4 separate regions of the Homo sapiens genome follow, and regions 2, 3 and 4 are each linked to region 1. A link is a contact called in ENCODE Hi-C or POLR2A ChIA-PET data. All regions are on one chromosome and are shown on one strand. The core of a region is the stretch at or near the end of the contact, and the rest is flanking DNA. Distances in the headings are between cores, read along the strand shown. Region 1 holds the start of DNAAF10 (dynein axonemal assembly factor 10). Region 2 holds the start of GCFC2 (GC-rich sequence DNA-binding factor 2). Region 3 holds the start of CCT4 (chaperonin containing TCP1 subunit 4). Region 4 holds the start of ALMS1 (ALMS1 centrosome and basal body associated protein).

Region 1 (7,196 bases), core at 1,264-3,763:
CCGAGATTGCGACACTGCACTCCAGCCTGGGCAACGGAGCAAGACTCTATCTCAAAAAAAAAAAAAAAAAAAAAATTTTTTTTTGTTTTTTGAAGATGCCAGGATGTCATAAAAGCATTGTGATCTGGGAAACTTAATCTGGCACTGGCAGATGGATGAGTGGAGAAAGGAGAGACGTCAAACAATGAAGCAAGGGAAACCTACAACGAAACCACTCCTTGGCAGGAAACCATAAAAGCCTGAATGAGAGAATGGCAACAGGGACAAAGAGGAGTTACTCTATCATGTTCTATGATATTTTACACTTTATCAACTATTTAGAATAGTGCCTTTCTTTGTTCCATTATTATATTCCATTAACAGAGATGAGACTATACCAGTCCGGATGATGGTAAAAGAATCCTTAAAAAGGAAAATATAATTAATTTCGGTTATCGATTCTGGTATGAAATTGGCACCCAGAAAAGAAAGCCCAAAGTAAATTTAAATGTCTAATTCCCGGATTGATAGCACAGAATTTAAAATATATACATAGGCTCGGTGGGGCAGCTCACGCCTGTAATCCCAGCACTTTGGGAGGCCGAGATGTGATCACCTGAGGTCAGGAGTTCGAGACTAGCCTGGCCAACATGCTAAAACCCAGTCTCTACTAAAAATACAAAAATTAGCCAGGTTTGGTGGCAGGCACCTGTTAACAGTGAGCCAAGATCATGCCACTCACTCCAGCCTGGGTGAAAGAGCAAAATAAAAAGATATATATACACACACACACACACACACACACATATATATGCATGTTTCTTATCAAAATAATACATTTTTTAATCAAAAGAGCACCATTAAAACACAGTCATGCACTGCATAATGACATTTTGATCAGTGACCAACCGCTCATACCATGGTGGTCTCATAACAGTATAATGGAGAATATACAGAAACCTGATATATGGCACTGGATACCGGCAATGCAGATCAAGTAGATGAAATGACTGATATTCAGTAATGGTGCTGGGACATTTGGTTTTCCATATGAAAAAAATATATAAACAAATATACACATACCATCTAGGTTTGTGTAAGTACACTCTATAATATTCGCACAAGGACTAAGTCATCTGACAAAACATATCCCAGAACATATTCCCGACGCTGACTGTATATACTTCTTGTAAAGCAGCAAGTGCTTATATTCATTATTTACCTGCTTCTGTTTATGGCAATCTCTTTACTCGACCTTTTCTCAATTTGACATAGAACATTATAAAAGATACACAGAAGAAGAGCCAGTATTTTGGTGTGATCTCAGAACTAATTTACAAATTCAATTAATATTTGTATCGAATGCAGATTTTTAAGGCATTTGGGAAGTTCAAACTCAATATGGTAAATTTTTAAACTGGACAAAAACCATACAACAGAAAAGTCCCATTAAGTAAAGCCTATTCATGCCTTTTCATCTCTGTAGGAGAGAAAGCCTGGTGTATTGGGAAATGATTGAGATTTTCCTTACCCTGATTTCTACATTCCTTGATTTCAAGTTAAAGCGTATCTGAAGTCCCAAATGTTCCACAATAGGAGTAAATATCTTCATCCAGTTTTCTTTCAATGGTGTGTATCTGTTAGCTGGGACTGGAATTTTCCTTGTTTCTTCTTTCCCACTCTGTAAATAAAAGAACACACAACTCAGAAGGCTATGGAGGGACGGTGATGGAGTTTAAAATGACATCTGATCCACAAAGGGCCTCCTTTAACTGAACTAGTTACACTTCAAAGAATCACTTCTCTCTGAGCATCACGGCAGAACAGCCCCACCGCAGCTTCAACATTCTCCAGAGGCCATCGGCTTGATCCGCGTCTGGCCCTTGCCTCGTTGCTGTCCTAGGGTCCCAGCCACATACCAGGAGCCCGTCCCCACAGAGGGGTGGGAAGACGGGCCTCTTCGCCGGCCTGGCCTCCTCTGTGTCCATGCGGCCCGCATCCCCGCCCTCTCCTGCTGCGGACAGCTGTTCAGCCTGTCGTTTCTTCGCCCGTCGGCCACCCTTGCGGGTGACCTGGGTAAAGCCCTCCTCTGCCCTGGCGCTCTGCGTTTCCATTTCGGATTCCATCCCCGGAAATCTTAAAGCGCTGCCGGCTGAAACACGTGCGCAGCTGCACCACGCAGAAGCCAGCCTCAGCCAACCACCCCTGCAGCTCCGCCCCTTTCCTAAAACGTCACAGGCCGGGGACCTGCAGGATTTGGGGCCGGTGGGGGGGAAAACGGGGTTAGGCTGTCCTAAGATATGCCTGATGGTCTTGGGCTCACTCCAGCCGCGCAACTCCCAGCCCAAGTATTTTGTAATCTCTAGTATGTATGTGTGCGAAAGGCAGTGGGTAAAGGCGATAAACAAATTCGTGCTGTTGTGAAGGAACATTCTGTGCGATCGCAGGAGCGCATCTGGCATTATCCGGGGATAACTACAGCCAACATGCCAGGGCATCTGGGGCAGAATACGGAAAGCGGGAGGGACAAATTGCCAATGTTTGGAGTCTGGTTTCCAGGTTGCCGTTTTTGGGGGCTCTGGGTGTGGCGGTTGCCGTAGCTGAAATTGGCTGCACCATGTCGGCCTTCGAGAAGCCTCAGATCATCGCCCATATCCAGAAGGGCTTCAACTACACGGTGTTTGACTGTAAGTGGGTGCCCTGCAGCGCCAAATTTGTGACCATGGGCAACTTCGCACGGGGCACCGGCGTCATTCAGCTGTACGAGATCCAGCACGGGGACCTGAAGCTGCTTCGGGAGGTGGGTGCCGGGTCGAGGATCCGGACTGCCGTTGGGGGCGAGTGCGGATCCTGGGGTCTGCATTCCTCTTTGCCAGAGCCTTCGCCCAGCGTCCCCCAAAGCATGGCTTGAGCCGCGCGAGACCAGAGAAGCTGACCGCCGACTGAGGAATGTTTCCTATTTAAAACCTTTCTTCTCATCCGCGGGGTAGTTCCTCCGCGCCCAACCGTCCTGCCACCCCCAGTGCAGTCCAGCCAAAGCGGGCACCAGGATGCCTGCAGTGTGGTTGGAAGAGGCAACCTAACACATTCGACAGGCATCAGCTGAGTGCCTGGTATTCCCAGGGATGTGAATGGTAATGTCCCCCATCTCATGGAGTTTATTTTCTAGTGGGAGAGATACTCAGTTCAATAATCAAAGCAACGATACATAAATACAAACCGAGATGAGTTGTCTCACACAAAGGAACACGGTTACGGTTCAATGAGAGTGAAAACAGATTTGGGATGAATGAAAACAGATTTTGGTATGTGCAGAAGCTAACTAGGTCAAACTAGGAGTAAAGGACAAGGTTTCCAGGGCTTCTGCACATGCAGAAGCTCAGTGATGGGAAGAAGTTTATCTCCTTAAGAAACTAGAGGGATAAGCAGGAACCAGACATTGCAAGATCTGTAGGACATTCAAAGGATTTATGCCTTTTTTCTAAGAAAAAACGGACACAACTGAAAGGATTTAAGCAGGGTGTGGAAAGATTAGGTTTGCAAGGTTTTTTTGAAGATTACTAGTGAAAGAATTAGAGAATAATGATAGTAACTAGCATTTTATAGCTGTTTATAGTTTTTAAAAAGTGTTGATTTTGTTACCTGAAAAAATGATCAGTCATTATCAGATCAGGGTTGTAATAGACTACAAGTGCAGGGTAGGTTAACTCTGGGGATCAAAACCTATGGAGAGAATCTGCTTGGAGGAGGTAGGGATTAAACTGGTAGATAAAGGATGAATACAATTTGGACTGTTAAGCCTAGAATAGAAAGTATGTAAGACCCCATCCCGCTTTAAGTTTCCCTGAATGACAAACATGAAACATGGCTTATTTTTTTCTACCTTTCCTTCGTTCCTTGTATTGTTCATCACTTAGCTTCTGGTAACCAGTGGCTTTTTTTTTTTTTTTTTTTTTTTTGAGACAGGGTCTCAATCTGTCACCCAGCCCGGAGTGCTGTGGTGCAAACACAGCTCACTGCAACCTCCGCCTCCCCACCTCAGCCTCCCAAGTAGCTGGGACTACAGGTGTGTGCCACCACACCTAACTAATTTTTTTGTACTTTTTATTTTTTTATTTTTTATTTTGGTAGAGATGGGGTTTCACCGTGTTGCCTAGGCTGGTCTCCAACTCCTGGGCTCAAGCAGTCTGCCTACATCGGCCTCCCGTAATACTGGGATTACAGGCGTGAGCCACCAAGCCTGGCTACCTGTTGCTATTCCAATGTTCAGTTCAGATTATCTAATGTATGATGCCCTTCCTGATTTCTACACAAAGTAAAATTTCTTTACATTGCATTTTGGGTTGTTTTTGTTTTTTGTTGTTGTTGTTTAGGGATGGCGTAGCTCTGTCCCAGTCCGGAGTGCAGTGCTACTGTCATAGCTCATCGCAGCCTGGAACTCCTGGGCTCAAACCATCCTCCCGCCTCTCCCTCCCAAAGTGCTGGATCAGGTGTGAGCCACCATTAAAAAGAAAAGGTATTTAAAGGATTTATTCCTTTTTCTTTTCTTTCTTTCTTTTTTTTTTTTGAGACGGAGTCTGGCTCTGTCACCCAAGCTTGAGTGCAGTGGCGTGATCTTGGCTAACTGCAACCTCTGCCTCCCAGGTTCAAGCGATTCTCCTGCCTCAGCCTCCCTAGTAGCTGGAATTACAGGCACATGCTACCACGCCCAACTAATTTTTTTGTATTTTTAGTAGAGATGGGGTTTCACCATGTTGGTCAGGCAGGTCTCAAACTCCTGACCTTAGGTGATCCACCCGCCTTGGGCTCCCAAAGTGCTGGGATTACAGACATGAGCCATTGCACCTGGCCATTTATTCCTTTTTCGAAGAAAAATGGGACATGATTGAAATTTTTTTTTTTTTTTTGAAACAGGGTCTCACTCTTGCCTACGATGGAGTGCAGTGGCAGGATCAGGGCTTAGACCTGTGACTTTTTAAAATAAGAACAGGCCTGGTGCAGTGGCTAACGCCTGCAATTCCAACACTTTGGGAGGCAGTGGGGTGGATTGCTTGAGCCCAGGAGTTCAAGACCAGCCTAGGCAACATGGGGAAACCCCGTCTCTACTTTTTGTATAAAAAAAATACAAAAATTAGCTGGGCATAGTGATGCGAGCCTGTAGTCCCAGCTACTTGGGAGGCTGTGGTGGGAGGATCTCTTGAGCCCAGGAGGTCAAGGATGCTGTGTTCGCACCACTGCACTCCATCCTGGGTGACAGAGAGACCCTGTCTCAAAAAATAATAAAATGAAAATATATGATTTGTATGTATTTCAAAAGTACACTTACTCCATCAAGTGGAATAGAGTAGTTTGTCTTTTGTAGCGACTCTGGGGAATTTCAGCAAATTTTAAAAAGATAATTTTCTTTTGTAGCAAAAATAATATGTGTCCACGATAGAACATTTAGAAAATAGGAAAACGAAGAAAATATCACCCATAATCTCAATGCCAGGAATAACCACTAAGTGTATTTTCACGCCGGGTGTGGTGGCTCACGCCTGTAATCCCAGCACTTTGGGAGGCCGAGGCGGGTGGATCATGAGGTCAGGAGATCGAGATCATCCTGGCTAACACGGTGAAACCCCGTCTCTACTAAAAATACAAAAAATCAGCCGGGCGTGGTGGCGGGCGCCTGTAGTCCCAGCTACTCAGGAGGCTGAGGCAGGAGAATGGCTTCAACCTGGGAGGCAGAGCTTGCAGTGAGCCGAGATCGCGCCACTGCACTCCAGCGTGGGTGACAGAGCAAGACTCCGTCTCAAAAAATAAAAAAAGAAAAAAGAAGTATATTTTCACCTGAATCCTTTGGATATTCTTTTTTTCTACCATGAGTTGTCTGAGAACACACTATTTCAAGGTACTGTGTTTAACAAGGACCGAAGAGATTTAAAAGTTGAGTCCTTTCTCCTAAAGAGCCTACTGTCCAAAAAGAGGGTAAAACTAATACAAAAATACCTTTAAGAACTTACACTGGGCTGGGCGCGGTGCTCACACCTGTAATCCCTGCACTTTGAGAGGCCGAGGCGGGGGGATCACAAGGTCAGGAGAGCAAGACCATCCTGGCCAACATGGTGAAACCCCATCTCTACTAAAAAATACAAAAATTAGCTGGGCGTGGTCAGGTGCGTGCCTGTAAACCCAGCTACTCAGGAGGCTGAGGCACGAGAATCACTTGAACCCGGGAGGCAGAAGTTGCAGTGAGCCGAGATCGCGCCATTGCACTCCAGCCTGAAGACAGAGGAAGACTCTGTCTCCAAAAAAAAAAAAAAAAAAAAAAAACTTCATTGTGTTTGGCTGTTCTGGTGCAATGGAAAAAAATTTTTAAATATAGGTTAAATACTGGTCCAGTAACTCCCACTCCTTACTGTGCATCAGGATCATTTGAGTGCATTTTGTGGCTTGTGTGTGTGTGTTTTAAAACATTTGTGCCTTGGTCCCACCCCTAGAAATTCTGACACAGTAGTACAACTTTGTTGCATCTGGAGTAAGGTTTAGAAATCAGAGTATTTTTAAACTTCCGCAAGGTGATTTTAATGAGTCTCAGAGCTGAGAACCATTGAGCTAGATGGGTCATTTATTAAAATATTAGGAAACAGACTTGATGTATCATCGTAGATCTACCCTTAAGTCATGTGCTCCAAAACTCATGCATCGTTCTTTTTTTTTTTTTTTTTTTTTTAATTTATCACTGACTTGGAGCTCACAAAGCCCGTGCATCTAAGAAGAAAAGATGTAAAGGAAGCATATCAGCATATCAGTCTTTGTTGAAGTCTTCTTTATCTTAGTTCTAAAAGGATAGATAGGGAATGGAGGGCAGGGCCTCCGTGTTCAGTTGAGCAGTTTTTTGCACCACACAAAGGTGTCTGGCTGAGTGCTCAAGTGGGAGCTAAAAGCTCTTTTTCCTTCATCAAGCCTTACATGTGTGAGACTTCATCAGCCTATAAAAGGCAACTTTTTTCTCATTGGCACAAAGATACCATATGGACTAGGGATGGCCCTGAAAAATGGAAACACAGTTGTAGATGTTTATATTAAAAAAAATAGCAATAAGCTAATAAAATTCTGCTTTTTTAGCCCCTGTGCTACCGAATTTACTGCTTGTTAGCATTTGGTTGGCTAGATCTTTTAATGTTAATTAAGTATTGCCAGGATGTGGAGGAGGAAATACTGACAAGCTGTAC
Region 2 (7,196 bases), core at 2,566-5,065, 7.6 Mb before region 1:
CTTCTAGAACACCAACATCACACTTAGATTGTCCTTAAATAAACTGCTGCCTTTTAAGCAACACTGGGAGTGAATTCTGTCCTGCTGACCCCCTTTCCAATTGCAACAAACACCTAAAATGACTTTGGAAGCTGGCAGAGAACCCTTTTTGAGGAGGTGCAGACAGATATCCCCTTATGGTGAACAACTTCTACACTTAAATAACCTTACTCACTTTGAATAGATTCTTATTAGTTTTCCTTTTGGGGGGCTATTTAGGTTTCTAAATTTTGAGGTACCTAACATTTACATGCTGTTACAATCTGATATGAAGTTCATCAATGATTAAGTTATTTAGACTATTTTTTAAGACTTCTTTTTTTTTTTTGGAGATGGAGTCTCACTCTGTCACCAGGCTGGAGTACAGTGGTGCGGTCTCGGCTCACTGCAACCTCCGCCTCCTGGGTTCAAGTGATTCTTCTGCTTCAGCCTCCCAAGTAGCTGGGATTACAGGCATGCACCACCACGCCCGGCTAATTTTTGTATTTTTAGTAGAGATGGGGTTTCACCATGTTGGTCATGCTGGTCTTGAACTCCTGACCTCGTGATCTGCCCACCTCGGCCTCCCAAAGTGCTGGGATTACTGGCGTGAGCCACTGCGCCCAGCCTTCTTAAGGGTGATTAATACTTAGTATCTGCTCTAGGACCTTGCTATTTAGAGTGATCCTCAGACAAGTATCCTCGCCTTCACCTGGGAGCTTGCTAGAAATGAAGACTCTTGGTTCCTACACATAGCAGCTCAATCAGTATCTATATGTCCACACTATTTCCATGTGCTTTGAAGAACATTAGATTTGATAAGCATTAGTCTAGGGCTTAGCATGGTGCCTGTGCTAGTAGGTGTATAATAAACACTGATTGAATTGTACGATATATTAATATGTTTCCTTAAGAGTGCATAACAGAACACTGAATTTCTCTCCAATTACAATCACGATCATCTTCCTCATTCTCCTCACTGTTTCAAAATGCTAGTCTTAGCTGGGCATTGGGGTATGCGCGTGTAGTCCCAGATCCTCAGGAGGCTAAGGTGGGAGGATCACTAAGCCCAGTAGGTCAAGGCTGAAGTGAGCTGTATTTGCACCATCGCACTGGGTGGCAGAGCGAGACTCTGTCCATAAAATTAACTAAACTAAAAATTATAGTCTCCTGTTTGGTTTAGCATTAACTACTTTATAGTGTAATTTGGAAAGATGTCCTCCTCTGCTAAGGGAGTACAGAGCAGTATCCATGGCAGAACTTGGGAATTCTGCATGGAAAGATGGCATCTGAAAAGCACTGGACCGAACGGAACCCACTTCTCCATCTCCAATCTTTAAAGTTTATTCTAACTACAAGGAGCACTTGGTCCATGATAGGAAGCTGTTCTTTCAGATGCCACAAGTATCTCTATTCTCCAGAAATATCTTTTTCACACCATTTGCCAATTTTCCAAAAGAAACACACAAAAAAACAAGTAGTTCTCTAATTTTACCTGGATTTAAAAAGAGAAGCCTCTCTTTATAATAAGACATTAATAACTTGTGAATAACTGATAATACTGTATCATATAATTTCCCAAATTTACATCAAGGAGTTTCAGTTTATTGAGAAAAGCCAAGAAAAAAAGACAAAGCCAAGAAAAAAAAATTCCGGGGCTAGGTCAATCAGAGAAACTTTGCCTCTTCTCGATTCCTTTGGTGACATATAGTCAGTGATACAATGGTAAATGTTTAATGACTGGATATCTGGGAGAAACACCTGGACTTCTAAGGTCTTCCAATTTATATGGTATAAGTAGTCCCTTTATGGCTGATTTCAAGGTGCCAATATTGTGTCCGGAATTGGTGGGTTCTTGGTCTCACTGATTTCAAGAATGAAGCTGCGGACCCTCGCGGTGAGCGTTACAGCTCTTAAGGTGGCGCGTCTGGGGTCTGCCCCTTCTGATGTTCAGATGTGTTTGGAGTTTCTTCCTTCTGGTGGGTTTGTGGTCTCGCTGGGCTCAGGAATGAAGCTGCAGATCTTCACGGTGAGTGTTACAGCTCATAAAAGCCACGTGGACCCAAAGAGTCAGCAGTAGCAAGATTTATTGCAAAGAGCGAAAGAACAAAGCTTCCACACTGTGGAAGGGGACCGGAGCGGGTTGCCACTGCTGGCTGGGGCAGCCTGCTTTTATTCTCTTATCTGGCCCCACCCACATCCTGCTGATTGGTAGAGCCCAGCGGCCTGTTTTGACAGGGCCGTGATTGGTGCGTTTACAATCCCTGAGCTAGATACAAAAGTTCTCCACATCCCCATCAGATTAGTTAGATACAGAGTTTCCACACACAGGTTCTCCAAGGCCTCACCAGAGCAGCTAGATAGAATGTCTATTGGTGCACTCACAAACCTTGAGCTAAACACAGGGTGCTGATTGGTGGGTTTACAAACCTTGAGCTAGATACAGAGTGCCGATTGGTGTTTTTACAATCCCTGAGCTAGACATAAAGGTTCTCCAAGGCCCCACCAGAGCAGCTAGATACAGAGTGTCGATTGGTGCACTCATAAACCTTGAGCTAAACACAGGGTGCTGATTGGTGTGTTTACAAACCTTGAGCCAGATACAGAGTGCTGATTGGTGTATTTACAATCCCTGAGCTAGACATAAAGACTCTCTATGTCCCCACCAGACTCAGGAGCCCAACTGGCTTCACCTAGTGGATCCCGCACCGGGGCTGCAGGTGGAGCTGCCTGCCAGTCCGGCGCCGTGCGCTCGTACTCCTCAGCCCTTGGGTGGTCGATGGGACTGGGCGCCGTGGAGCAGGGGGTGGTGCTCGTCGGGGATGCTCGGGCAGCACAGGAGCCCATGGAGTGGATGGGAGGCTCAGGCATGGCGGGCTGCAGGTCCCGAGCCCTGCACCGCGGGAAGGCAGCTAAGGCCCGGCGAGAAATCGAGCACAGCGCCGGTGGGCCGGCACTGCTAGGGGACCCAGTACACCCTCTGTAGCCGCTGGCCCGGGTGCCAAGTCCCTCACTGCCCGGGGCTGGCAGGGCCGGCCGGCTGCTCCGAGTGCAGGCCCGCCAAGCCCATGCCCACCCGGAACTCCAGCTGGCCCGCTGTCACCTCTCAATATGACGCCACTAAACATGGAGTTGATAACAGGTGTGCAGTAGCTCAACATTATATAGTATTTCTACCATACAGATACAGTAGTAGACAGAGCTTGATGAATATAGAACAAATTTGCGTCAGACAATAGCTTTTTGTTTTTAGATAGTTTCTTTAAGGGTGAAAACATTTAACCAGGCTCTCTTGAAGCCCTGCTGCCTGGGGGAAGTCATTTGATTTTTGCTAGTCTGTATGCATTGTTTATGTACAGACTTTATGGTTTTGTTCTCAAAGGCATCTCCTCCTACCCCGAGCCTCACACTGCTGGGGTTTCGTTTGTTTTAAATCTTGGTTGGAGGGGGCACTCTCTCCAGAAAGTAAAAGACAACGGATCTGGCTCCAGTCCAGGACGGAAAGCATAACGCTTGATTTCTGGATGGGGTTTGCACAAGGACAGCACGTGAGTTCTGCTCTCCGTGGGACTCAGACCGGATAGGCCGTGAAAATCTCTAAGGTGTCAGTCCACGCAACCTAACCTGGCAAAGGGAATGCTTTGCAAACTCAGGCCCCAGAACAGAACTCGGCCTACCAGATCCAGGGAGCCAAAGCACGCAGGCGCAGACAGAGTAGCGGTGAGCAGAAGGCAGGCGGGACGGGCGCGCGCACTCGGCGGCCAGGCGCGGCGGGAGCGCGCCCTAGGGGGCGGGCACTGAAGCTGCGGCTTGCGGTTCAGCGGGTTCTAGGGCGCCGGGCGCTCGGGCCTCGGCCATGGCTCACAGGCCGAAAAGGACTTTTCGGCAGCGCGCGGCTGATTCCAGCGACAGCGATGGCGCCGAGGAGTCGCCTGCTGAGCCTGGGGCGCCGAGGGAACTTCCGGTCCCGGGTTCTGCGGAGGAAGAGCCGCCCTCTGGAGGAGGCCGCGCGCAGGTGGCGGGACTGCCCCACCGGGTTCGGGGCCCTCGTGGCCGGGGCCGGGTCTGGGCGAGCTCCCGGCGTGCCACCAAAGCGGCTCCCCGCGCGGACGAAGGCTCAGGTGTCCAGGGAGACGCGGGGAAGCGGGGAGGTGACGGCACAGGGCGGGAAGGGGCCGCGGGGTCTCTGGATCCTTCTCTGGGGGTTCTATAACTTGCTGCCGACCACAAGCCATGCTGAGTCTTATCCAGAAAGACTTATCCAGAAGGTAGTGAGCGAGAAAATAGCTCGAGCACTTGCCCGCTATCTGCATCTGCCTTTTGGACTCCTTGGGGGAAATAAAACAATCGTGTACAGTTGGGAGGCTCTTCGTTTTCACCATCAGTTGACTCCATCAGTTATAACTAACACAGTTATCAAAGTTTATGAAGAACCTAAACTGTCACAACAAAGTTCAATAATTTATAATACTATTAAGTGGGCAGAAGTTATATGTACCTTTTAGACACTTGACCAACTTATCTTTCTTGAAAACATTTAGCCAGAGTAGTACAGGAATCTAGGTTTTGGGACATTCCCCTTTGTTTATTTTCTTTTTTCACCAGTTATTTGCAAAAACTAATAGTAATATATACAACACAAAGAAGCATGATAGAGATTCATGACACTGTAGATGGTACCAGTAATGGTGTTAGATATAGTGTCGTCATTTTGAAGTACCTTTGAGTTCTTAAATACAGGTGTAAGGCAGCATAAAGTTGTTTAAATAAAATGTGCTGCTCTGAGTTGGAATTGTAGCTTAATGAGGAATACGGTTTTTGGTTAGTCTTGAGAGCTAAAATCTTCCTATTATTTTTTATTGTCATTAAAGTGATTTTTATTAATTTATTGAGAAGTAAAAAATGTATATACTTATAGTGTACAACATGATGTTTGAAATGTGTCTACAGTGACTAAATGGAGCTAATTAACATTTGCTTTACCTTAGGTACTTACTTTTTTTTGTGGTGAGAACACTTACTATCTACTCTTACTAATTTTCAAGTATGCAATGCATTGTTATTAATTTTAGTCACCGTGTTGTAGAATAGAATTCCTCTTGTCTAATTAAAATGTGTGCCCTTTGACCAGTATCTTCCCAACTACCCTCAACCTCACTCAGTCCCTTCTAACCACTACTCGACTCTCTGCTTCTGTGATTTCTGATTTCCACTTTTTTAGATTACATATGTGAGATCATGTGGTGTTTGTCTCTCTGTGCCTGTCTTATTTCATGTAACATAATGTCCTCCAGGTTTATGATCTTCGTGATTTCTTGGTCTTTCTTGTGACCTTCTATTTGTCTAAAGTTTTCATGACCTTTTATATTTGTTTTCTGGTTAAACTTTGTAGATGAAAGTTGAAGTCAGGAGTTCCTTTTCTCTTGCCTTCTAGAATAGTGGTTCTCAAACTCTTTGGGAATTGGACCTCTTTTAGACTCTTAGAAATGATTAAGGATTCCAAAGAGCTTTTGTTTCAGTAGGTTATACCTATCAATATTTATCACACTAAAAATAAAATTTATTAATTCACTTACAAAAAATCTATTACATGTAAGGATAAGTAAGATTTTTGTGAAAAGTATTACCCCAAAAAAGGAAGAGTAGCATTGTTTTCAATTTACAGATCTCTTTAATGTCTGGCAAAATATTAATAGAAGACAGATGAATTGTCATAGGTGTTTCTGCTTTTAATCTCTTGTGCTATTTTGTTTTGGTTGAAGTATTTGAAGAAAATACAGCCTCTGACAGATACATGATTAAGACGAGTACTTAATAGCATTTTTAGATCATTGAGGGTGTTGTGCTTTAATATAACACAGCTCAACAAGTAATAAACTAACCCTTCTTAAAAGTTAGTTGCGGGCCGGGCACAGTGGCTCACACCTGTAATCCCAGCACTTTAGGAGGCCGAGGCAGGTGTATCAAGAGATCAGGAGTTCGAGCCCAGCCTGGCCAACATGGTGAAACCCCATCTCTACTAAAAATACAAAAATTAGCCAGGCATGGTGGTGGGTGCCTGTAATCCCAGCTACTCAGGAGGCTGAGGCAGAGAATCACTTGAACCCGGGAGGCAGAGGTTGCAGTGAGCTGAGATTGTGCCACTACACTCTAGCCTGGGTGACAGAGTGAGACTTTATCTCAAAAAAAAAAAAAAAAAAAAAAAAAAAAGTTGCCAAATGGATTCTTAAACCATATGATTAAATTTGGGGTGCTCTTACCTTAAAACTCTGTTCTGTTTTGTACTTTGGATCTTTTACTCATGAACGATTGGTAACATCTTGCATTATTTGGAAGGTATTCATTAGCTGAGTTTGCAGATCTTGCAAATGTTGGAGCATTTTATTGTACAATACCAAAAAAATCATAGTATTACCACTGATTAATCAGTCTGTAAGTACTGGAAAGCTGTTAGGTTCACAGTAGAGAATATAAGTTTTCCAAAATCTCAATTTTCACTTGAAATCTCTCATTTTATTGATAGGCACAACCGGGCTCATGTTTTGAGAAAATGTTTGTCAGATAGCCATGTCTGAATAATCGGTTTGTTAGTCATTCTTTCAAGTAAAATGGTGATGCTTCTTAAAAACAACGTCTAGTTCAGCTTGCAACTCAGTCACACAAATGCTTTTCCTTAAGGCAGCCATTGCATTTCAAGATGCAGCAAAAGTGCCTTATGAATACTTTGATTTTGTCACAAAGAATATTAAACATGTGTACTCAAGGGTCAAAATTTAATAAAATAACAATTTTTTAATTAGTTCATGAAGAGCAACTGGCTTTTTTCTGCCATGTGAGGTAAGGAAAAATACCATAACTGCTACTACAAATTGATTCATTCATGCCAAGAGCCTAGCAGTTTTACCCATCACTGCCTTTACTTCATTATATAAATATCAACATGGTAAAAAGAACAAATAACATGTTATTATTGTGATGAAAGTAGTTTTAATTTCACAGACTCTCTGAAAGAGTCTCAAGGACCTCCAGGGATTGATAAACCATGCTTTAAGACCCACTGCTTTGGTGTTAATCCACTTTGGAAACAGGTATGGGTTGTCATAAATGACAATATCTAAGAAAGATGTGAGCTGCAGCTATATTTTTTTTAGTGTTTTAAATTTTGATTTTACTCCAGC
Region 3 (7,196 bases), core at 2,642-5,141, 6.3 Mb after region 1:
AATTTTTTGTATTTTTAGTAGAGACAGGGTTTCACCGTGTTAGCCAGGATGGTCTCAATCCCCTGACCTCAGCTGATCCACCCTCCTCCGCCTCCCAAGGTGCTGGGATTACAGCATGAGCCACCGCACCTGGCCCCTCCTCTCTTCTTTTCTAACCTTAACCAGTTCCTGGCTCAGTCCTATTATTGAGGGTCTAGGACATCGTGGGCTATTCATTCTAAAGAGAACCTTCATTTGGATGGCTGACAAAGTATTATTGTTTTGTAAAACCTATTTCATAAATTATTAAGGAAATTGTATTGTTATTGCCAACATTCCCACATATGCCTTACGTCTGCTTGGATCTGACAGGAAAGTATTTTTGTTTGTTTGGTTTTGTTTTGTTTTGGAAAGTATTTTTTAAATATAGGAAAGCTGGCCGGGCATGGTGGCTCATGCCTTTTATCCCAGCACTTTGGGAGGCCAAGGCAGGCGGATCACCGGGTCAGGAGATCGAGACCATTCTGGCTAACACGGTGAAACCCCCTCTCTACTAAAAATACAAAAAACTAGCCGGGCTTGGTGGTGGGCGCCTGTAGTCCCAGCTACTCAGGAGGCTGAGACAGGAGAATGGCGTGAACCCGGGAGGCGGAGCTTGCAGTGAGCCGAGATTGTGCCACTGCACTCCAGCCTGGGTGACAGAGCGAGACTCCATCTCAAAAATAAATAAATAAATAAAAAATAAATATCAGAAAGTTTTAAAAACATTTTTACCCTTCATTAGCAACAGTGCTTTGCTTAAAGTACTCTACACAAGTGTTTATGTTTTTGTTTTGTTTTGAGATGGAGTCTCACTCTGTCGCCCAGGCTGGAGTGCAGTGGCATGATCTCGGCTCACTACAACCTCTGCCTCCCGAGTTCAAGTGATTCTCCTGCCTCAGCCTCCCGAACAGCTGGGATTACAGGCATCTGACACCACGCCTGGCTAATTTTTGTATTTTTAGTAGAGATGGGATTTCACCATCTTGGCCAGGCTGGTCTTGAACTCCTGTGATCCACCCACCTTGGCCTCCCAAAGTGCTGGGATTACAAGTGTGAGCCACCACGCCCGGCCATGTTTAGGTTTTAATATTTGTTGAAATCCCATTTTAATGGAGAAATAATGTACATTAACACTCTGATGAAAGCCGATGTTTAACATTTATTTACTGCCTAATCCCACGAACAAAAATAATTCCAATTTCACAGAAAAAGAAATGTTTGTAACTTGAAACATTTCAGATACTTAAAGCATGTCTCAAAACTTTAAGACTCTCCCAAGAAGCCAATAATGGCATCTTCCAAATTCTGCTCTGTCCTTTATGGCTGACAGATCGACTCCTTACACTGGTAGAACTAGTAGTTTAGTAAGCCCCTAGAGATCATCTAGTTCAACCCTCCTATTTTACAGATGAGGAAAATGAGACCCAAAGGATTTAAGTGGCCTTCCTTAGGTCACATAGCTAATAAGTAGCAGAGCTATTAATAAACTCAAATCCAGTATTTTACATCCCAAAATTAATGCATTTCCTCATCACCCACTTGTTTCCAACATATTACATCAGTTGTCTAAACAAATAACCATAGAATTTATGTGCTACTTGGGAGTATTCTGGTCCTCTGAAGAGAAGTCGGCCTCAGAGGTTTATGGATCTTCATTTCCTAGTGCTAATATCCTTCTTTTTTTTTTTTTTTTTTTTTTGAGACAAAGTCTTGCTCTATCACCCAGGCTGGAGTGCAGTGGCGCAATCTCGGCTCACTGCAACCTCCACTTCCTGGCTTCAAGGGATTCTCCTGCCTCAGCCTCCCGAGTAGCTGGGATTACACCCCCGGTTAATGTTTTGATTTTTAGTAGAGACGGGGTTTCGCCACGTTGGCTAGGCTGGTCTTAAACTCCTGACCTAAAGCGATCCACCCACCTCGGCCTCCCAAAGTGCTGGGATTACAGGCGTGAGCTACTGAGCCAGGCCCCTAGTGCTAATATGCTAAATGTGTGTTAAAGAACAACTTGGCGAGGTGGCTCTCGCCAAGCCTGCAATCCTAGCACTTTGGGAAGCCGAGGCGGGCCTATCACCTGAGCTCGGGAGTTCGAAACCACCCTGTCCAACATGGAGAAACCCCGTCTCTACTAAAAATACAAAATTAGCCGGGCATGGTGGTGCATGCCCGTAATCCCAGCTACTGGGGAGGCTGAGGCAGGAGAATCGCTTGAACCCGGGAGGCGGAGGTTGCGGTGAGCCGAGATGGTGCCACTGCTCCAGCCTGGGCAACAAGAGTGAAACTCCGTCTCAAAAACAAACAAAAACAAACAAACAAACAACACCACCACCACCTCATAATTACAAGATTAAGTACCTTTGAACATTTGTTTCTGAACCTACCACACGCAACTGTCACTTTGCAGGTGCTTAATAATTGTGAGCGAACATTCAACAAACCTCATTTCATAAACTTCCCTACTGAAATATAGTGGTCATAGGAGACCAGCAGTTTAGCTCATGGCTTCTGGTCCTTGCTTTGTATTGGAATACTGCTTCTATCTACTGACTCGTTTACCCTGGGCTTCAGTTCCTTCTTTGGGCTCCAGTTCTCTCACCTTTTAAGTAAAGGATTATTGTGAGGACTAAACGAGATATAAAACGTGTAAAGGTTTAGCACTGTGCTTAGCAGATAACGGAAATAAATGATCTTTATTATAATGTTTACGTTCCCTAAGAGTCAGTGGCTACGTCATGCAGGAGACACTAGTGTAGAACAAGCGGGCGGTGGTAACTAGACAGACCTGATTTGGCAGTCTGTCAAACCTCCACCACCCAGTATCAACCAATACGAGATAACTAACCTCGCCTCATTCCAAATCTCCCTTTTCTGACTCCCTTTCAAAATGAACAAAACTGCATAAAATGCAGGTCTATGTGGCCGGGCAAAAACAGACTCAGTCATATCCCTTAGAGAGTTATTCCGGCGCCCACCCCACCTCGCGGATAGATCCAGCCGGAGTTAAAGGAGGGCACCTCCGGGTGGGCGCGGTGGCTCACGCCTGTAATCCCAGTACTTTGAAACGCTGAGGAGGGTGGACCGCTTTGAGCCGGGGAGGTCAGACCAGCCTGGGCAACACAGCGAAACCCAGTCTCGCTATGTTTCGAATACAAAAATTCGCTAGGCATGGTGGCGGGCACCTGTCGTCCTGGCTAGTTGGGAGGCTGTGGCGGGAGGATCGCTTGGGCCCCGGAGGTCGAGGCTGCAGTGAGCCAAGATCGCCCCACTGCACTCCCGCCTGGACGACAGAGCGAGACTCTGTCAAAAAAAAAAAAAAAAAAAAAAAAGGCCGGGCTTCGTGGCTGACGCCTGTAATCCCAACACTTTGGGAGCCCGAGGCGGGTGGATCACCTGAGGTCGGGAGTTCGAGACCGGCCTGGCCAACATGGTGAAACCCTGTCTCTACTAAAAATACAAAAATTAGCTGGGCATGGTGGCGGACGCCTGTAATCCCAGCTACTCGGGAGGCTGAGGAGGATCGCTTGAACCTGGGAGGCGGAGGCTGCAGTGAGCCGAGATTTTGCGCCACTGCACTCCAGCCTGGGCAACAGAGTGAGACTGTATCCAAAAAAAGAAAAAAAAAAAAAAAAAAAGGAGGGGACCTCATAGCCGTGCAAGGTGGAGTGAGGAAATGCGGATGTCCTCACCACTCGCCTTTAAAATCGCGCGTTGTCATTGCTGCCTCGCGTAAAGGTTCCCCCGGCGCTCTTCACCCACAGCGCCCCGGGCGTACAATCTCGCCAGCCCGGAGCCCACCGCACGCATCCTCCTCGCCCGGCGCGCAGCGGACAGCCTCCTACGTCACGCCAGCGCCGCGCGGCAAGGAAGGCCCCCTTCTCCGCCTCCGCCTCCTCCCGACGCCGGCGCCGCTTTCTGGAAGGTTCGTGAAGGCAGTGAGGGCTTACCGTTATTACACTGCGGCCGGCCAGAATCCGGGTCCATCCGTCCTTCCCGAGCCAACCCAGACACAGCGGAGTTTGCCATGCCCGAGAATGTGGCACCCCGGAGCGGGGCGACTGCCGGGGCTGCCGGCGGCCGCGGGAAAGGCGCCTATCAGGACCGCGACAAGCCAGCCCAGATCCGCTTCAGCAACATTTCCGCCGCCAAAGGTATCACTCTCATGGCCTGACCCGCGGCGCCGCGGGGTTGTGCTCTGCGCTCTCATCGTGGGCTTGAGCGGGTTTGGCTCATTTCCCATTTCTTCGGGTGATCCTCTCTTGTCCTCCCTATAGAAGCAGCCCAGTGGAGGGATCCTTATTTCTGTTTTTCTGCCGATGATCGCCAACCCGGAGTATGGAGGCCTTTGGACTTGCCCCATTTTGCATCTTAATCTCCCTTAGTTTTTCATCCTGCACTGTGCATCATTCATATTGGAGCCGAAAGCAGTTCAAAATGCCGAGGATTGCATGCAGTCTTCACTAGGGATCTGACGCTTGAGGGCTGTCGCTTATTGCTTATTGGAACTGGTAGAATGCACAGTATCTTTCAGCTTTGTTATTCTTATTTAAAGAACTATTAAATAAACTTCACTTGGCACAACTGTTGAGACGAATTGGGTGAACTCTCCGAGTCTAAATTGGGGCGGGGCCCATTGTACTGGGATGGATGTGGGAACCGACTTACGTGTCGTGTTTGAAATAGTTGCGGAAAAGTTACGTTGATGTCGTCTCCGCATGTGCAGTGAAACATAGGCAAATCAAGAAACAATTATTTGTTTTTTTTGTGGAAGTGTGTGGCACACGTTGGAAATCAGGAAGACCAGAGTTTCATTCTCTGCTTCCGTTACTTCATGTCTTAGTGACCTGTAACCTCTGTGCCAAAGATTCACTTATAAAATTGGAGGAAAATGTTTGCTTTTTAGAGTTAAGATTAAGAGAAATCGAGTTGAAATAGAAAAATCTGGAAGGAAAAGTCAGGACAGAGGTTTAGAGATCTTGCCCGAGTGTATATTGAGTATAGTAGTTCTTTTGGGTTGGAGAATAGTAGTATGTTTACAGAAGAGGTGAGATTAGAAAGCTAGGTTGGGGCAGATGTTAAAGGCCTGGTGTCCTGGAAAGTATTTGGCTTAATCTCCCCCAGCTATGGGATCATTTCTTTTTAGCCATCGTGTAGGCTTGCTGTGAGGATTCAGTGAGAAAGCATATAAAGACCCACGTATATAAAGTACACCTTACATGTGTTTGCAGTCATCAGCCCAAGTAACTGGGAATGTGATGGCGCTAAGATAGGTAACGCTGGATGTAAGAAAAAGTAATAGTTTCTAACTTGTCCTAATGAGTTGGAAAGGTCAGAATGGCCAGATTTAGGAGTCATTTGTAAGTTTAGGAGATAATACACCTGGAAACGAAGGTTTGTAGGATAATTGTCTAGGGACCATAGTTGAAGCTTACATTTATTAGATTAGGAACAGAATGTTGAAAGATAAATTTTGGGTCGGGCAGGGTGGCTCACGTCTGTAATCCCAGCAATTTGGGAGGCTGAGGCTGGCGGATCACATGAGGTCAGGAGTTCAAGACCAGCCTGACCAACATGGAGAAACCCCGTCTCTACTAAAAATACAAAATTAGGTGGGTGTGTTGGCGTAGGCCTGTAGTCCCAGCTACTCGGGAGGCTGAGGCAGGGGAATAGCTTGAACCTGGGAGGCGGAGGTTGCCGTGAACTGACGTCGCGCCATTGCACTCCAGCCAGGGTGACGAGCGAAACTCCGTCTCAAAAAAAAAAAAAGATAAATTTGGGGGCCAAGAGAGTTTATAATATGGTTGATATTCAACAAACAAAATAAGTGGGAAATTTAGCAACCTTTGAAACAAAAGCAGACAAAGAACTGAAACAACAGAGGAGGGTGTGCATGTGGGAAGGAAAGGCCACCTAAGTTATCTGTGAAGATGACCCGTTATGTCTTAAACTCCTGGCCTCAAGTGACGGCCTGCCTTGGCTTCGCAAAGCGCTGGGATTACAGGCGTGAGCCACCGCACCCGGCCCCAGAGATGTTTTATAACATACTGATGATGACCAAAAGCTATGATTTGAGAGTTTTGGTTTTTGTTTGGTTTGTTAGGTTTGGTTTGTTTGTTGAGATGGAGTCTGTCTTGCTCTGTCCCCCAGGCTGGAGTGCAGTGGTGTGATCTCTGCTCATTGCAACTTCTGCCTCCTGGGTTCAAGCGGTTCTCCTGCCTCAGCCTCCCGAGTAGCTAGCTGGGACTACAGATGCGCACCGCCACACCCGGCTCATTTTTGTATTAGTAGAGGCAGGGTTTCGCCATGTTGTCCAGGCTGGTCTCGAACTCCTGACCTTAGGTGGTCTGCCCGCCTCAGCCTCTCAAAGTGCTGGTATTACAAGTGTGAGCCATCACGCCCAGCCTTGTTGGATTTTTTAGAAGAGTATCTTGCTCTGTAGCATTTCCATTGTGGTTTGCCCTTTTGGCGGTGTTGGCGGGCCACCTATCTACCATGTTCACATTAGTGAACAAAAGTCTTTGCTCTCAGAGATTACATACTAGACAGAGTAAACAAATAAGTGAATTATCTGTAAATTGAGCATTCCTAATTTGAAATACTCCAAAATTCAAAACACTTCTGGTCCTAATCATTTTGGAAAAAGGATACTCCTCCATCAGTATTTTAGATCTAGACAGTTCTGTTGCTGCTTGTCCTGTTTTAGGAATGGAGGAAATAGCAATTCTCAGAGCTCCTAACTAGATTGTACCATTTTGACATCTGAAGGAAGATGAGATGAATCCTCAAAATGTATTCTGCCATAAGCTGATTACAAATACTAGGCCAGGCGTGGTGGCTCACACCTGTAATCCCAGCATTTTGGGAGGCCGAGGCAGGCGGATCTTGAGGCCAAGAGATTGAGACCATCCTGGCCGACATGGTGAAACCCCATCTCTACTAAAAAATACAAAAAAATTAGCTGGGTGTGGTGGCACGTGCCTGTAGTCCCAGCTACTCCAGAGGCTGAGGCGGAAGAATCACTTGAACTCAGGAGGCGGAGGTTGCAGTGAGCCGAGATTGCCTCACTGCACTCTAGCCTTGTGACAGAGTGAGACCATGTCTCAAAAAATAATAATAATAATACTGTGTACGTTGACTAACAGAAGTGAAGCATCATACATTTAAAAGAAAAATAATTGTTG
Region 4 (7,196 bases), core at 2,944-5,443, 5.2 Mb before region 1:
GAAGTAAGATTTTCTATTACCCATAGATAGTTCACGATTAGAGGCCGGGCGCGGTGGCTCATGCCTCTAATCCCAACACTTTGGGAGGCTGAGGCAGGCAGATCACAGGTCAGGAGTTCAAGACCAGCCTGGCCAACATGGTGAAACCCCATCTCTACTAAAACTACAAAAATTAGCCAGGCGTGGTGGTGGATACCTGTAATCCCAGCTACTCGGGAGGCTGAGGCAGGAGAATTGCTTGAACCCAGGAGGCAGAGGTTGCAGTGAACCAAGATCGTGACACTGCACTCCAGCCTGGGCAACAGAGCAAGACTTCATCTCGGCGGGGGAAAAAAAAGATAGTTCATTATTAAACAGGAAAATAATTTTCTCACATTGGCTGTAGTAAAAGAGGGTTAGCTTAAAAATTCCTCCTCTGGGTCCCTATCTCTCACCATATGCAAAGATTAACTCAAGATAGATTAAAGATTTAAATGTAAGGCCCGAAATTATAATAATCCTAAAGAATACTTAGGAAAAAAGTTTATGATTAAGACCTCAAAAGCAAATGCAACAAAAATAAAAACAGACAAATGGAACTTAATTAAACTAGAAGAGCTCCTGCACAGCAAAATAAACTACCAACAGAGTAAACAGACAACCTACAGGATGGGAGAAAATATCTGCAAACTATGCATCTGACAAAGGACTAATATCCAGCATCTATAAGGAACTCAAACAAATCAACAGGAAGAAAAAACAAATAACCCCACTAAAAAGCGGGCAAAAGACTGAACAGACACTTCTCAAAAGAAGACATACGAGCGGCCAAAAAACATGAAAAAATGCTCAACATCACTAAGCATCAGAGAAATGCAAATTAAAATCACAATGAGATACCATCTCACACCAGTCAGAATGGCTATTATTAAAAAGTCAAAAAACAGATGTTGGCAAGGATGAGAAGAAAAGGGAACACGTATACACTGTTGTTGGGAATGTAAATTGTTCAACTCCTATGGAAAGCAGTATGGAGATTTCTTGAAGAACTCAAAACAGAACTACCATTTGACCCAGCAATCCTACTACTGGGTATCTCTCCAAAGGAAATTAAATCATTTCATCAAAAAGACATCTGAGCCAGGCACACTGGCTCACACCTGTAATCCCAGCACTTTGGGAAGCCAAGGCGGAGTATCACTTGAGCCCAGGTGTTCTACACCAGCTAGACGCCATTAAAAAAAAAGAAAAAAATCTGTGCTCATATGTTTATCACAGCACCGTTCACAATAGCAAAGTCATGAAATCAACCTAAGTGTCCATCAACAACTGAATGGGTAAAGAAAATGTAGTATGTATTAATATACATTGTGGAATATTATGCAGCTATAAACAGAATGAAATCCTGTCCTTTGCAGCAACATGGATGGAGCCTGGAGGCTATTTATCAAGTGAAACAATTCAGAAACAGAAAATCAAATACCACATGCTCTCACTGGTAAGACAAGTGGGTACAATGGGTACACAGAGGCATAAAGATAAATGGGTACAATAAGTACCCACAGACATAAAGATGGAAATAAACAGACACTGGGGGCTCCAGAAGGAGGAGAGAAGGGCTGAAAAATTACCTATCAAGTACAATGTTACACTATCACGTACAAAGGTATATTATTTGGGTGAGAGGTTCACTAGAAGCCCAAACCTCACCATTATGCAATATATCCATGTTAATTACGTGCATATGTACCCCCAAATCTAAAATTAAATTAAAATTTTGTTTAAAAAACTCCTCCTCTAGGCTTCAAGATAAAGTTTGAATATTAATAGTTATTCAAGCAAGAAGTCACAGGACAAAATAAAAGTTAGAAGACCTAGTCAACAAGTGTGGCTTTAATTATGGTCTCTATGTAAATGACTTACAACTTGAAATCTCTAGCCCAGCCTTCTCCTTCAATCTTCAAAACCAAACTCATAATCTTAAGACTCACCCAACCAATTCCACCACCCACTCACAGCCACCACCTCCACCATAAATCTGGCCATATCTTAATATTGGCACAACCATTCAAACAATAACCTAACACCTGGCTACTTCACCTTTCACATCCCATCCGTTATTAAGTATGATGATTTTGCCTCTTAAATATCTCTCAAATCAGTCCACTTTTCCCTGTATCCACCAACACTTCCCTATTCCAAACTTTCATCATCTTTTGCCGGGCAATGCTGCAATGGTCTCCTAATTTATGCCCTTGACCTATGGCTACTGCTCCCCATCCCACCTTGCTATCACAGCTGTTCCACACTCTGCTATACACCTGACCTTTCTGAAACACCTAACTTATCATACATCCCCTCGTTTCAAATATTTTCTTCAACTCCCCAAAGCTCCAGAGATAAAGCCCCTAAATCCTTGGCATAGCACACAAAGCCTTGCAGTCTGTGCTCAAACCACGTTGGCTTCTGGGTCCTGGAAAATGCCATGCTCTCTCTCATCAACAGTACCTTTTCATGTGTTTTTCCCTCAGCTAGACGGCTCTTTCCCTCCCCTTTGCCTGATTAACCTTAAACTGTCTTCAGATATCAGCTCTATCATAACCTCCTCAAGAAGGCTTTCCCAACTTCACTGACAAGGCCAGATTATCTTACTTTATGCTTTCATAGAATATTAGCACATATATTAGTTTCACTTTATGTGATCATCTGAAATCTGTCTGCCTCCCTGTCTAGACCATGAACACAAGGAAGGCAGAGACCAAAAATGTTTGGGTTCACCAAGCTTTCCTTAGCACCCAGCACAATGTGTGGCACATGGTGAATTCTAATAATACATGTTCAATGAATTAAGTACCCCCTGGAATATTCACCAGACAAAACAACAACTACTGCTCATTAGTGACAAAACTCTACACCTTCACTGTCTGTGATGATGGAACTGTTCCATTATCTGCTCTGTCCAACATGGTAGCCACTAGCCTAGTGTGGCTGCTGAGCACTTGAAAACCGGTAAGAACAGACGCATGGAATTTTTCATTTAATTTATTTTTAACTCTTACTCAAAACTATAATAGTTTTCTCTTTAAGATGTAAAAAGCCACACGTGGCCAGTGGCTACTGTACTGAGCAGGGCAGGTCTTGCTCCTCGAAAAGCAGTAAGTTAAAAAAAGGGGGGTAAGGGCAGCAAATTAAATGGAGAGTTATTTTCAAAATGATCTTCGGGGGTCTACCATGAAATCGGCTTTCTCCATTGTGTATTATCTGTGCTTTGTAGTTTTGCAGACTGTTTGGAGCCGCATCACAAGCCTCCTGCATTCCAAGCCCCTCCTATCGGCTGGGGAACCCCTTTATTGCTACAAATGATGGTCCAGGGGAGGAAAACCCGCGGGGAGCCTCTCCAGACTAAGTGATCGCGCGGTGTACATTATCCACATTACTCCCTCAGGGGAGTCCTGCAATTCAGTCAAGCTCATCTGTTCACTGTCTCCCCAACAAGATGCTCCCCAGGCAACCACTCGCTCCGGTCCTACACCGCCTTTTCCCTCCTTCAAGGCTCGACACACCCGTGGTCCTCTCTCAGCGTTTCTCACGGGGAATGCAGGCTCCCCTGAACGTCTACGGGAGTTCAAAAGGCCCAGGACCCACCGAGGGGGAGGAAACGAGAAGTCTTTGCCACAAAGCCTGGGAGACGCGGAGCAGCCGGCCGGCACCTGGGCTGGAGTCTGGGCCGCCTACTAGCCTCAGCTGCGCGCGTTTTCTCCGTCAGGCGGCGTGACCTGCGGGCGGGCGGAGCGCTCGGGGCCCAGCCTCCACCCCCAACTCGCCGCGGCTCCACACCCCTCCCCGGCCCGCCTCACCTTCTCCAGGGAGGTCCGCTCGCCCTCCGAGTAGCGGTGCTGCGGGGGCGACAGCGGAGGCAAAATCCTGCCGGGGTGCGCCTGCAGCCAGGCCTTGGCCTCCTCGTCCTCCTCGTCGTCTATACTTTCCAGATGCTGGGGCCCGTAGTGAGAGTCGGAGTCCAACTCCCGCCCCGCCTCTTCCTCCACCTCCTCCACGACCACTACGTCGTCCACGTTCGCCGCCGCCGCCGCTGCAGCCTCCTCCTCTTCCTCCTCCTCCTCCTCCTCCTCCTCCTCCTCCTCCTCCAGCTCGCCCGGCCATGGCAGATCCTCGGGCTCCATGTTGGTGTCTCGCTCTGGGCGGCAGAGGAGGAGGAGGAGGGGGGGAGGGAGGGGAAGGGGAGAGCCCTGACTGGCGGTTGTGGCCCAGCTTAGGCGCAGTGCCGCCCGCCTGGGCGGGGCCGGAAGACCGCGCGCGCGTTGCTAGGGACGCCGCGCGAGGCCCGGCGGGAACGCCTTAGGGCGGAGGTTTGCTACAGGCGACGTTGCCGCCTCGCCGCCGTCACCGGCCGGGACCTTGCGAACTGTACTGTAAGCTCACAATAAACCGGGACTGGGCGCCTTCCGGGGCGCAGAGGGCCCCGCGCAAGGACAGTGTAGTTCTCGGCTGGGGTCGAGTTTCGCCCCTGCACAGAGAAGAGATCAAACTCTAGGACGTACCCGTTATAATCACACATGCAAATTATAAAGTTTTAAAGGTTGAGTATCTCCTAAAGTGTCAAGCTGTATGGTGGGCGCTTGAACCTAACCGTGGAAAAGTGTCACGGGTTGTTAGAGGGATTAAGAACTGGGCACTGGCATCAGAAAGATCGGAGTTTGAATCCTGGCATCACCACTTAAAGTGGTGTGACTTTGTGTTTATAAAACGATGATAATAGGCCATCGCATAGGATGGGTGTGATAATTAAAGGAAATAATCAATGTGAAGGACTTAGTGATAGGTTGGTTATTGTACAATAACTCATTAGATGCTCACGGTTCTGTGAGACAAGTATTACTATTTCATGTATGAAGAATCTGAGGCTAAAAAAATTAATTTGCCCAAAGTTTCTTACCTAGTAAGTGGCTGACTCAGTATGCCATCCCAGGTCCTCTGTTAGTGTAGGAATTGCCCTGGCCTAGACCAACCAGCTGTTAAAGGATAACAGAGCAAATATTTATACTGATAGTACATATGTTTTGGTGGTTCGTCAATGACTTTGGAGTGCTTTAAAAACAAAGATTTCCTGACCGCTTCAGGAACCTCTACGAAATGAATGGCAAATTAAAGTATCTTAAGATGCCATGTAACCAGACACCACCTGTACCCCCAATAACCTATGGGGAAAATTTTTAAATTAAAATTTTAAATAATAATTATAATCTTGAGATGCTTCACTGTTACCAAAGGAAATAGCCATAATTAAAGTGGAGTCCAGCAAAAAGTCTTCATGGTATTACCCACAATAGTAGAGATACATTGATAATGATGCTGAACCAATGTTGGTGGGGCAATTTTAGGGTTATTGCCAAGGATGTATGTCCTGCCTACCTGTCAATGACCCAATCCTGGCAAAACTTTAAGGGTAGAACATGAACTGGAGCCCAGTCTTGGAGTTCTGTTGAACACCTCTAAATGGACTATGAGTACATTAGGGTTATTTATTCTTAAGGGGTTTAGGGGTTCTCCTTGCCGGAGACCTATTACTGTAATAGTAGAAAAGAATTTATTAATTTTGTATTCCTGAATGTGAAATCTCAATGTTTATCTCCAGTAAGAGGACACACATTTCACTGATATTAAATAACTGTAAAGCTTTACCTTTTTAGAAACTCCGCTATCTTTTTGCATCCACAAATTTCAGGAAAGATAAAGAGAACTAATAGAATTCTAAAAAATAGCTTTCAAAGTTCTCTAACTTCCATCTAACTTCCAAAGCCCAAAGTACTTCTATTTGCCTTGATGGCAATAAGGTCAGTCCATTCTAAGGCCCATAAGTTATCTCCTTCTGAGTTAATAACAGGCTTCCTCATGTATTTGTGAATTACTTCCAATACTAGATGCTACTAATATAAGCTGTTATCACTAATTGCTGCAGGAGACTTCTAAGATTAACTCCTGCTTTATCAACAACAGATGGAAGCTGCATTCTCAAAGCACCCACCTAAGCAGCTTCTGAAGTTAGAGATTTGGTCTTCTGAAAAAGCATTAGAAAACAATTTCCCTTGAGCCTCAATGCAAGAAAAAAAAATGTCAGGTACTATCAACAACTGACCCAGGAGTAAAACTAGAAGACATTGATCCCTGGATTCATATTACACAACTAAAAAGACATGCATCATTTTCTCCTGGCTACCGGACATCCCATACTATTGGAAGACCTCAAACTGAAGATTCCTGGGACTTCCCCAGAAGCTGCTTACTGCAGAAATGGGCAGTTTATACCCAAGACAACAGGACAAGATTAATTTCTGATTCCTTGGCATCTCTTACCCTACCACTAATCTTGCTTATTGCATTTTGACACCCTTGATTAACTAACAAATTGATTTCTCGGGGAGATAACCCTTATCTTCATCCTGTTACTTTTGACTCCCTATGTTCTACTACTTAAAGTAAACATTATTTGGCCAGGTGCAGTGGGTCATACCTGTAATTCCAGCACTTTAGAAAGCCAAGGTGGGAAGATCACTTGAGACCAGGAGTCTAACTAACGTAGGCAATGTAGCAAGACCCCCATCTCTAAAAACAATAAAAAATTAGCTGGGCATGGTGGCACGTATCTGGAGTCCCAGCTACTCAGGAGGCTGAGGCAAGAGGGTCCTTGAAGCTCAGGAGTCCAAGACTGCAGTGAGCTGTGATCGTGCCAATGGGCAACAAAGTGAAACCCAATCTAAAAAAGAAAGAGAGAAAGGGAGAAGAGAGAAAGAGAAAGGAAAGGAAAGGAGGGGAAAGGGGAAAGGGAAAGAGAAAGGAAAGGGAAGGAAAAAAAGAAAAGAAAAGAGACACTTTCTGGAGTGTTTTTCTCAAACCGTAGCTACTGCTTTTAAGGAATTGTTGACAAAATTTAATAACTGTGCTTTCATAGACTTCATCAAGTAGATTTTCTTCTGTAGGTCACTTCTGGTACTTAAGCATTCCCCACAAAGTTCATCCCAAACCTCAGTCTTCTAAAAATTGGACCTTGACCTACACTTCAACAGAATGTTTCCCTGAAGTCATTACAATCCTATGAGAAAAACCTAGCCCTTCAGGAATAGAAACTAATATTGGGGCTATTCTTTATACACTACTCAGGTCATTCTCTTCCAAAACATTCCAGCCTGCTTTGGAGAAAC

The links. Hi-C counts contacts between places; a loop is a spot of excess contacts on that map. ChIA-PET counts read pairs that join two places held with the same protein, here RNA polymerase II (POLR2A). Pooled maps may share reads with other maps.
Region 2: a loop to region 1 is called in a pooled map, with 6 times the contacts of the local background. The contact joins the promoter of GCFC2 here to the promoter of DNAAF10 in region 1. A Hi-C loop is called at or near these places in 3 of 50 pooled maps. POLR2A ChIA-PET finds 5 or more read pairs at or near these places in 2 of 52 experiments (A673 and naive thymus-derived CD8-positive, alpha-beta T cell).
Region 3: a loop to region 1 is called in a map of CD4-positive, alpha-beta T cell, with 21 times the contacts of the local background. The contact joins the promoter of CCT4 here to the promoter of DNAAF10 in region 1. A Hi-C loop is called at or near these places in 2 of 168 maps with a recorded cell type or tissue (CD4-positive, alpha-beta T cell and naive thymus-derived CD4-positive, alpha-beta T cell) and 6 of 50 pooled maps.
Region 4: a map of CD8-positive, alpha-beta T cell shows a loop between it and region 1 (21-fold over the local background). The contact joins the promoter of ALMS1 here to the promoter of DNAAF10 in region 1. A Hi-C loop is called at or near these places in 2 of 168 maps with a recorded cell type or tissue (CD8-positive, alpha-beta T cell and naive thymus-derived CD4-positive, alpha-beta T cell) and 6 of 50 pooled maps.

Annotation. Positions count from the first base shown.
Region 1 is chr2:68,152,844-68,160,039 of GRCh38, reverse strand. DNAAF10 (dynein axonemal assembly factor 10) reads left to right here and starts at 2,513. Exons shown (of 8, transcript NM_138458.4): 1 at 2,513-2,779. The coding sequence starts at 2,597. PNO1 (partner of NOB1 homolog) reads right to left here and starts at 2,152. Exons shown (of 7, transcript NM_020143.4): 1 at 1,899-2,152; 2 at 1,511-1,660. The coding sequence starts at 2,105. RefSeq lists enhancers at 1,841-1,940, 2,221-2,460, 2,741-2,880, 2,338-3,270.
Region 2 is chr2:75,707,534-75,714,729 of GRCh38, reverse strand. GCFC2 (GC-rich sequence DNA-binding factor 2) reads left to right here and starts at 3,815. Exons shown (of 17, transcript NM_003203.5): 1 at 3,815-4,139. The coding sequence starts at 3,875. It overlaps LOC105374813 (a long non-coding RNA gene), which reads right to left and starts at 3,791. Exons shown (of 3, transcript XR_940260.2): 1 at 3,696-3,791. RefSeq lists an enhancer at 2,434-3,005 and a silencer at 3,984-4,283.
Region 3 is chr2:61,885,351-61,892,546 of GRCh38, reverse strand. It overlaps CCT4 (chaperonin containing TCP1 subunit 4), which reads left to right and starts at 3,891. Exons shown (of 14, transcript NM_006430.4): 1 at 3,891-4,166. The coding sequence starts at 4,040. It also overlaps a transcript of COMMD1 not described here. RefSeq lists enhancers at 2,622-3,181, 4,121-4,200, 3,742-4,301, 4,302-4,863.
Region 4 is chr2:73,382,833-73,390,028 of GRCh38, reverse strand. It overlaps ALMS1 (ALMS1 centrosome and basal body associated protein), which reads right to left and starts at 4,193. Exons shown (of 23, transcript NM_001378454.1): 1 at 3,837-4,193. The coding sequence starts at 4,160. It overlaps LOC105374804 (a long non-coding RNA gene), which reads left to right and starts at 4,348. Exons shown (of 4, transcript XR_007087053.1): 1 at 4,348-4,576. RefSeq lists enhancers at 3,405-3,644, 3,685-4,434 and silencers at 3,705-3,874, 4,035-4,434.